2 separate regions of the Homo sapiens genome follow, and region 2 is linked to region 1. Evidence: read pairs that join two places in POLR2A ChIA-PET (ENCODE). Cell type or tissue: GM12878. All regions are shown on one strand.

What was found. Peaks named below come from ENCODE experiments on the same cell type or tissue, not always from the same donor. Only the 100,000 strongest peaks of a DNase experiment are listed, where the experiment ranks them.
Region 2: POLR2A ChIA-PET joins it to region 1 with 10 read pairs; 4 of 35 experiments call an interaction of 5 or more read pairs at or near these places.

What each region holds. Positions count from the first base shown.
Region 1 is chr2:62,143,036-62,148,035 of GRCh38, reverse strand. It overlaps the pseudogene RPSAP26. Among named protein-coding and RNA genes, the nearest start is that of B3GNT2, 51 kb to the left of the region's middle. In GM12878, no CTCF peak of the experiment used is centred here; a DNase peak (open chromatin) is centred at 2,115; H3K4me3 peaks cover 302 bases; H3K27ac peaks cover 4,889 bases.
Region 2 is chr2:62,037,574-62,042,573 of GRCh38, reverse strand. All of the region lies in intron 2 of COMMD1 (copper metabolism domain containing 1), which reads right to left. Among named protein-coding and RNA genes, the nearest start is that of COMMD1, 130 kb to the right of the region's middle. In GM12878, no CTCF peak of the experiment used is centred here; a DNase peak (open chromatin) is centred at 3,083; H3K4me3 peaks cover 597 bases; H3K27ac peaks cover 2,551 bases.

The DNA.
Region 1 (5,000 bases):
CAGCCTACTTACATGGTAGAGTTTATGGGCTACAAACCTGTACAGCATGTTGCTGTACTGAATACTGTAGACAACTGTAACACAATGGTATTTGTCTGTCTAAACACAGAAAAGATACAGTAAAAATACGGTGTAAAAGATAAAAAATGGTATACCTGTCTAGGGTATTTATCTGAATGGAGCTTGCAAGACTGGAAGTTTCTCTAGGTGAGTCAGTGTGTGAGATGTCAGTGAATGTGAAGGCCTAGGACATTACTGTACCCTACTGTAGACTTTACACTATACACTTATGCTACACTAAATTAAAAAATTTTTCTTCAATAAATTTAACCTTAGTTCACTGTAATTAACTTTTTGGCTCTCTTTTAATAACACTTATCTGAAAACACAAACACACTGTACAGCTGTATAAAAATATTTTCTTTATAGTCTCATTCTGTAAGCTTTTTTCCTATTAAAATTTTTAAAAATTTATTTACTTTTTAATTTTTTCTTGTCAAAAACCAGGACACAAATACACATTAGCCTAGGTGTACACAGGGTCGGGATCATCAATATCACTGTCTTCCACCTCTACATCTTGTCCCACTGGACGGTCTCCAGGGGCAATACGCGCATAGAGCTGTCATCTCCTATGATAACACTGCCTTCTTCTGGAATCCCTCCTGAAGGACCTGCCTGAGGTTGTTTTACAGTTAACTTTTTTTTTTTTTAGAAACTGATGTTTATTTTCCATCAACCATTTTTCCATGTTGCTTAAGAGCCTATGCAAGAACAGCTTAAGACCAGTCAGTGGTTGCTCCTACCCATTCAGTGGCCTGAGCAGTGGGAGCTGCAGACCAGTCTTCCGTGGCAGGCTGAGCGCTCCCGTCTTCAGTAGGGAATAGGCACAGAGGGCACCTGTACACCTTCAGACCAGTCTGCAACCTCAGGCTGAGTAACAGTGAACTCAGGAGCTGGAGCAGTCCATTCACCCTGAAATTCCTCCTTGGTCACTGCCTTTTCAGCAGCAGCCTGCTCTTCTCTTTCAATCTCTTCAGGATCTCTGTAGAAGTACAGATCAGGCATGACCTCCCATGGGTGTTCACAGGAAATGGTGCCACGCATGCGCAGAACTTCCCGAGCCAGCATCCACCACATCAAACCCACTGAGTGAGCTCCCTTGTTGTTGCATGGGATGGCAATGTCCACATAGTGCAGAGGAGAATCTGTGTTACACAGCGCAATGGTAGGTAGGTTAACATAAGATGCCTCCATGAGAGGCTGGTGGTCAGCCCTGGGGTCAGTAACCACAAGAAGCCGTGGCTCCCGGAAGGCTGCCTGGATCTGGTTAGCGAAGGTTCCAGGAGTGAAGCGGCCAGCAATTGGAGTGGCTCCAGTGGCAGCAGCAAACTTTAGCACGGCCCTCTGGCCAGTATTCCTGGAGGATATAACACTGACATCAGCAGGGTTTTCAATGGCAACAATAGCACGAGCTGCCAGCAGAAGCTTCTCCCAGGTCCTCTTCAGATTTATGATATAGATGCCATCACTTTTCCTTTTATAGATGTACTGTTCCATCTGGAAGTCAAGATTGGTGCCACCTAAGTGAGTTCCTGCTGCAAGGAACTTAAGGACATCCTCCTCCTTCATTTGCAGGACATCAAGGGCTCCGGACATTGTGAAAGTTTCCCTTTAAGTTACGATGGGAATCCAGAACAACGCCGTATGGACCCCTCTGCAGGTAGCGTGGAAAGGACTTTTTTTTTTTTTTAATAAGTAGAGAGTATACTTAAAAGATAAAAAGCACAGTATAGTAAGTACATAAACCAGTAACACACTTATTATCAAGTATTATGTATTGCACATAATTGTGTTATATTTTTATATGACTGGCAGTGCAGTAGTTTATTTATACCAGCATCACCACAAACACATAAATAATGTGCTATGACACTAGTGATGGGAATTTTTCAGCTCCATTATAATCTTATGGGACCATTGTCACACATGTCATCTGTCATTGACTGAAACATCGTTACGCGGAGCATGACTGTAGATATTCTCATACACTGCTTGTGAAAGTATACATTGGTTGGGCTACTTTAGAGGGCTATTTGCCAATATTTATATGCATTCTGAGTTTGAGAGATTCTGAGAACTATGCTGGAGCCACTTCATACCAGCTAACAGAGCTGATTGTGCATTCATGTCTCATTAGTAGTTTGAAATCGGCCATGGTGGAAGAATTCACACCATGGAAATTGGCAAATGCTACAAATCAGCCCCACTTCCTCTTTTTGGAAGACTGGTTGTTAAACATTTATTAGTACTCTAAAGTCTATTTGACAGTGTCTACAATAAAAAAAAGAAAGAAAGAAAGAAAAAGCACATAACCCATGATACAGTATTCCTGTTTTCTAAGATATATTTGTACATGTAAACAGGGATGCATGTTCAAGGATGTTCACAGCAGCATTATTTGCAATGGAAAATTGAAGACAACCTAAAAACCCACTCATTGATAGTGTAAACCAAAAAGCATCTGAGACAGGTCTCAATTGATTAAGACGTTTACTTTGCCAAGGTTAAGGACCGTGGCCCATGCTGCAGCCTCAGGAGGTCCTGAGAACATGTGCCCAAGATGGTGGGATTGCGGCTTGGTTTTAGGGAGACAGAAGTTATGGGCAAAGACATAAATCAATACATGGAAGGTATACATTGGTTTTGGCCTGGAATAGGGGGACATCTCAAAGTGGGAGTTGGGGGCTGTTTCTAGGTCACAGGTGGATTGAGAGATTTCCTGACTGGCAGTTGGTTCAAAGAGTTAAGCTCTGAGTGAAGAGTTGAAGTCAGCTTGAGTTATGGTAAGGGGGGAATGTTTTGGAAGCCAAGGTTTTTGTCATGTAGGTGAAACCTCCAAAGAACAAGCTTCAGAGATAATAGATGTGACAGTCTCTTATCTGACCTAAAAGGTGTCAAACTCTGTGGAAAAACCTAGTAGAGGAAGGAGATTCTCTAAAAAAATGCAAATTTCCCCCACAAGGGACAGCTTTGCAGGGCCATTCAAAGTATGTCGAAGAAATATATTTTGGGGTAAAATATTCTGATCTCCTTCCGGGCCTGCTGTCTGTCATGAGATGTTACATCAGAGTCAGGTTGGAATTTGATCTTATTGCTACAAAGAGTCTGTTTTGTCGGTCTTAAAATCTCTGTTTTAATGTTAATGCTGGTCAGTTGGGTCTAAACTCCAAAAAGAGAAGGGTATATAATGAGACCTTCCCCCTCTCTTCCTGTCATGGCCTGAACTTCTAACCACCCCTCTTCCTGTCATGGCCTGAACTTTTTCAGGTTTTTTTTGGGATCCCCTTGGCTGAGGGGGTACATTCAGTTGGTTGGGGAGATTAGAATTTTGTTTTTGGTTTATAATAGGAAACTCAAAAACAAAAACCTCCAGCCTATTCTAAATGGAACACTATGCAGCAGTTAAAATTAATAAACTAAATTTATATAAACTGTTGGGAGAAAAAACTTCTCTACCAATTTAGGTCCAATTGGTCGGTGGCCTGTGAATCAACTGACAATACACAGATTAACAGGAGAAAAACGTACTACATATGCGAAGGTACCCTAAAGAGAGTAGCTCCCAGAATAGCTGGGGGGGAAAAAATCACACAGCCATAAAAGAGAATAAAATCGTATCCTTTGCAGCGACATGGATGCAGCTGGAGGCCATTATCCTAAGCAAATTAATGCAAGAACAGAAAACCAAATACCACATGTTACAAGTGGGAGCTAAACTGTGGATTCTTATAGACATAAAGACGGCAATAATAGCTACTAGGGACTACTGGGGTTGAAAGACTAACTACTGGGTACTATGTTCACTACCCGGGTGACAGAATCATTCATATGCCAAATGTCAGCATCACACAATATACCTAAAGTATCAAACATGCACATGGACCCCTAAATCTATGAACACAATTAATGGCTAAACTTCTAGGTGCAAAACTAGGGATGGCATTTGGGCTGTAAAGAATGGCACAGGCTGTGGTTACCCCAGTAACCACTTTCTTCCAGGACTCACTCAAGGCAATAGGGACTTGCTTGGTCTTGCCCCTTCTGTTATGGTTCCAGGGGTGGTTGCCCAAAGGTGATGCAAGTTGATTCTCCCAGGGATGGGTCCCCAGTGAGAGCTCTCAAGCTATTCAGGGACCTTCAGAGCCAAATTCCCCTAGCATTTTGTTCAACTCTTCCCCATGTGTACAGGGACAAGGAAGGGTTTTGCATTATCCTTTCCCATTTGTTGAAATTACATCTATAAGAACTGATGAAGAGAAGGGTCAGTTTTTTCCACCTGTCTCAGGGAACTGGGTGGGCCTGATAACTCTCCCACTACATGCTCCTGGCCCCAGATTATCTGGTTACTTATTTTTAAACTTCCTGATATTAGGGGAAAAGATTTTTCCCTAAATTCCCTATAAGTGATATTTGAAGCGGTGGTACGCCACCCAGCAAATGGCTGTATCCAGTTTTAATGGTTCATAAAGTAACTTATGAAGTGACTTGTTTTCTTTCAATTCAAAGGAAGTCTGGGGAAAGGCACCATTCATTCATTCAAGATGGGGTCTCAATATGTTGCCCAGGATGGTCTTGAACTCCTGGGCTCAAGGATCCTCCTGCCTCAGCCTCCTGAGTAGCTAGGATTACAAATGTGGCAGTTTGAAAGGCACTTTCTTGGTCTATGTGGTCCGCCTGTACCCAGATGATTTGGAGCCTCACCTTTAGTCCCACCCTGGCCAGCCAAACCAGGGTCAGCCTGGGGCTCCAGGAAAAAATGAAATGTTACATGGCCTTACTTGCCTTTTTCTGCTATTCATAGGCTGATATTGGTTGATAGTAAATATAAACCCACTGGGCAAGTTCATTTTTGCACAGAGTGACAACCGTCACTGAACTCTGTTTTAAGGGAGGGATTTTGGTGGGTTTTTTTTTTTGAGACAAGGTCACCCAGGCTG
Region 2 (5,000 bases), 110 kb after region 1:
CGGCGCTCGCGGGTTCCGGGTGGGCACGGGCTCAGTGGGCCCTGCACTCGGCACGGCCCGCCAGCACCTGCTGGGCTTGATCGGGGCACAAGCTCCTTCTGGGTTGCCGGAGTGCCCAGGCTAGGTGCCACAAAGTCCCCCGGAGAGTGCCATTGAGAGGTAAAGCCGGCTGGGCTTCTGGGTTGGGTAGGGACTTGGAGAACTTTTCTGTCTAGCTAAAGAATTGTAAATGCACCAATCAGTACTCAGTGTCTAGCAAAAGGTTTGCAAACGCACCAATCAGCACTCTGTGTCTAGCTAAAGGTTTGTAAATGCACCAATCAGCACTCTGTGTCTAGCTAATCGGGTAGGGGACTTGGAGAACTTTTGTGTCTAGCTAAGGGATTGTAAGTGCACCAATCAGCGCTGTGTGTCTAGCTAAAGGTTTGCAAATGCACCAATCAGCGCTCTGTCAAACAGACCAATCAGCTCTCTGTAAAATGGACCAATCGGTGCTCTGTAAAATGGACCAATCAGCTCTCTGTAAAATGGGCCAATCAGTAGGATGTGGGTGGGGCCAGATAAGGGAATAAAAAGCAGGCCACCAGAGCCAGCAGCGGCAAGCCGCTGAGGTCCTCTTCCACAGTGTGGAAGCTTAGTTCTTTCACTCTTCACAATAAATCTTGCTGCTGCTCACTCTTTGGGTCTGCATCGCCTTTATGAGCTGCAACACTCACAGCAAAAGTCTGCAGCTTGACTCCTGAAGCCAGCGAGACCACGAACCCACCGGAAGGAAGAAACTCCGGACACATCTGAACATCTGAAGGAACGAACTCCAGACACACCATCTTTAAGAACTGTAACACTCACCCGTGAGGGTCCGCGGCTTCATTCTTGAAGTCAGCGAGACCAAGAACCCACCAATTCCGGACACACTAGCACTTTGGGAGGACAGGGAGGCAGATGGCTTGAGCTCAGGAGCTCAAGACCAGCTTGGGCAACATGGTGAAACCTCATCTCCACACAAAACACAGAAAGAATTGGCCAAGTTTGCCCAGCTACTTGGGAGGCTAAGGTAGGAGGATTGCTTGGGCCTGGAAGGTCAAGGCTGCAGTGAGCTATGATAGCACCACTGTACTCCAACGTGGTGACAGAGTGAGACCCTATCTCAAAATACTAACAAAATGCATAAAAACAGCTCAATGATTACTTTTCTATTAATAAAACTGGCAAAAGAAAACACACATCAACTTTACAAATGTAATTTATTGAGCGAAAAAAAAACCACAAGTAGTTTTCATTATTAACAAATCAAGAGATTCATGATTTTTAATCTAGAGAGTAGAAATGGATTAATTTAAAATAAACTAAAGCCACGAATTAAAGAAGTTCCAGTCTGAAACATATTATATGTTAGATGATGGCATCTACTGACTAAATGTAATATTGCATTCCTGTATAAGTCATGAATATCTAGAGGAAGAGCAAAGTTTCTGGTGGCATGGACTGATAAGATCCTCGTAATGTTCTGGGGGTAGAGTACAGCAGTGTGAAGAGGAAAACAGTGACCAATGGGCAAGAAAAAGGCCAGGCACAGTGGCTCATGTCTGTAATCCCAGCACTTTGGGAGGCAAGGTGGGCAGGCCACTTGAGGCCAGGAGTTTGAGACCAGCCTGGCCAACATGGCAAAACCCCATCTCTACTAAAAGTACAAAAACTAGCCAGGTGTGGTGGTGCACACCTATAATCCCAGCTACTCAAGAGGCTGAAGCACGAGAACTGCTTGAACCCAGGAGGCAGAAGTTGCAGTGAGTCGAGATCGCGCCACTGCACTCTAGCTTGGGTGACAGAGCAAGACTGTCTCCAAAAATAAAAGGGAGGGGGGAAGGGGGCAAAGAAAAATTCCTGTACTAAAGACTATGACACAACCAAAAAGTAAACTGACAGGTGTATACTAAAATCCTCAAGCAAGGCAAATTGATCTTGGTGATATATAATTCCAAGAACTCCAACCTTAATTTTCTTCCTGAAATATTTTGTCTTTTGGGTTTTCATTTTTAGGGATATTATGTCTAATTTCACCATGAAAAATACAAGTAGGTTTCACTTCACATAAATTGTTTTCAAGAGAAACTATACTCTGAAAAGTAAAAGATATATTTTATAAATGATTTTTCACTGAGAACATAGGGAAAGAAAATGAGTTTTACACCAGGGAGAATTGTACTCAACCCTCTGGCCCTGCTACTAACTTGTATGACCTTTGTCTTCATTTATTTACCTTAAAATACATTTTTTAAGAACTGGCATATAATAGGTACTTTTTCTATTTTTATTTTTTGAGACAGAGTCTCACTCTGTCACGTAGGCTGGAGTGCCAGTGATGCAATCATGGCCAACTACAGCCTCAACTCCCTAGGCTCAAGTAATCCTCCCACCTCAGCCTCCCAAGTAGCTGGGACTACAGGTACATGCCACCATGCCCAGCTAATTATTGTAATTTTTGTAGACAGGGTCTCTATGTTGACTAGGCTAATCTCAAATTCCTGGCCTCACGCAATCCCCCAAGTCTTGGCCTCCCAAAGTGCTGGGATTACAGGCATAAGCCACCGTGCCCAGCTAAGCGGTACTCTTAACAAATGGCTATTGGTATGATTATCAAAGGGATTGCTAGCTATATAAATTTTTCCCAGGAGGGCCTTTGGGCAATAAAACTACATGTTACTATGCCAGAAAATACTTGACCAGTTAGGTTTCATAGTTCCTATGGAATTCTTGGTTCTAAGGATATTTGTGTTTAGTAGAAAGAGCTTTAAATAAGAAAAAAGAACACTTCTTTTCAGGTATTTAATTTTCTTAACTTCCAAAAGATAGAAAATACTACCTGGCATATCTCACACTTAATACTCCACAAGCAGATATATATGTTCCTTCGTCAGACAGAATTGTGCTTTCCTATATTTCCATAACTACGTACCAGAAACTGGCCAGCAATACTTGAAATTGCAACTTGGGCTATCCAACCATGGTGGTATGATGCAAGAGCAGCTTACTCCCCCTGATATTTAAGAGGCATATGCTGTGCAAGAGCTAGAAAATCAGCCAGCACCACCTAACCACAATGTGCTATTCTCACTTCCTCTCTGAGTCAAGTTTGCTAATCAACTCCTCAAAGAAAGGCCATAGTGATATTCCATCAGGTAAAAGGGAAGAGCACAGGCTTGTTCTCTTTAAGGCTGGGACAACTGCCAGGACTTTTCTGAATAAGACCTACTCTTTATGTGTATCCTTGCAATCATAAGATGTAGAATGTAAATGAATATACAAGCTAGGAATGGTTTCCTTAAAAAATGTGAAGTGCATATTCTCTGCTTGAAGGAAAGAAGACAGGAAATAGCATCCAACCCAACTACAGAGTAACTTAACAGCAGTCAGATTCAGAAAATGTGCTAACCCAATTTTCAGGCACAATTTTCTGGCCCTTCAAAGGCTGGAAATAAATGCAAGCATTCTGAGCTTGATTTCTCTTGGGAATGGCAGAGAAAGTTAAAGTTTTCTCCAAATTAAGCTTCATTTATCTACTTACGTTCTTAGAAACTGTAAAAGAAAATCAATATAAGTTTTTCAAAATACATACACACAACTATATATGCTGTGTATATGAGTATACATAAACTGTCTTTCATTAGAAATGAAATTTTAAGGAAGGTGGCCAACAAATCTAACATTAAAAAAATAAGGAAACAGGCTAGGAGTGATGCCTCACACCTGTAATCTTAGCACTTTGGGAAGCCAAGGCAGGCAAATCACTTGAGGTCAGGAGTTCAAGATCAGCCTGGGCAACATGGTGAAACCCCGGCTCTACTAACAATACAAAAATTAGCCAGGCGTGGTGATGTATGCCTGTAAGTCCAGCTACTTGGGAAGCTGAGGCATGAGAATTTGCTTGAATCCAGGAGGCTGAGGTTGCAATAAGCCAAGATCGTGCCACTGTACTCCAGCCTGGGCAACAGAGCAAGACTCCGTCTCAAAAATAAATAAATAAATAAATAAATGATAAAAAATAAAATATCAAAAAATAAAACATTTAAAAAAGAAACAATCATGCCTAGATAACAGAAAATTGGAAAAAAGAAAGCCATACGTTATTGTGATAAATTCTACAACAAAATTCAAAGCCATTTTCAATTTCTCAGTTATTGGAGTATTGCTGCTATTATTAACAATATCTTCATTACTTAATACATTTTGATTCATCGTTTTTTGGTTATTTTTGTTGTTGTTGTTGTTTGTTGCTGTTGCTGTTTGAGACAGAGTCTCACTCCGTCACCCAGGCTGGAGTGCAATGGCGCCATCTCGGCTGACTGCAACCTCCGCCTCCTGGATTCAAGCAATTCTCCTGCCTTAGCCTCCCAAGTAGCTGGGATTACAGGTGCATGCCACCACGCCCGACTAGTTTTGTATTTTTAGTAGAGATGGGGTTTCACCATGTTGGCCAGGCTGGTCTTGAACTCCTAACCTCAGGTGATCCTCCCATCTCGGCCTCTCAAAGTGCTGGGATTACAGGAGTGAGCCACCATGCCCAGACTGATTCACCAGTTTTTAAGACCACTATCCAAGGACAACTCTGTGAGGCAGACCGAATTAGTTCTGTTTTATATGTGAAAAACTGAGAAAAATATGTTAAGTGACTTATCTAACAGTACAAAACTAGTTAATGTGACAGCCAAAACTGGAACATAAGTCTTCTAACTCCTAGATCTTTCTACTAATCCAGTGGTTTCAAATTTTATTTTACCCCCAGAATCTTCTTTCAAACTAATTTTTTGTAGAATCCCACTAATTTAACAGATAAAACTGGAGCTCCTCCAACTAAAATGGCTATTAGGGCCAGAGCCATGTATATTTCAGTTGGCTTCTCCCTCCCCCATGATGGGCTTTGAGACTTCTGGGTAACATCATAACTCCAAGGAGCAAAATGTAAACCATTAAAAGTTATCTCCCTAATTGCCCAAGGAAAT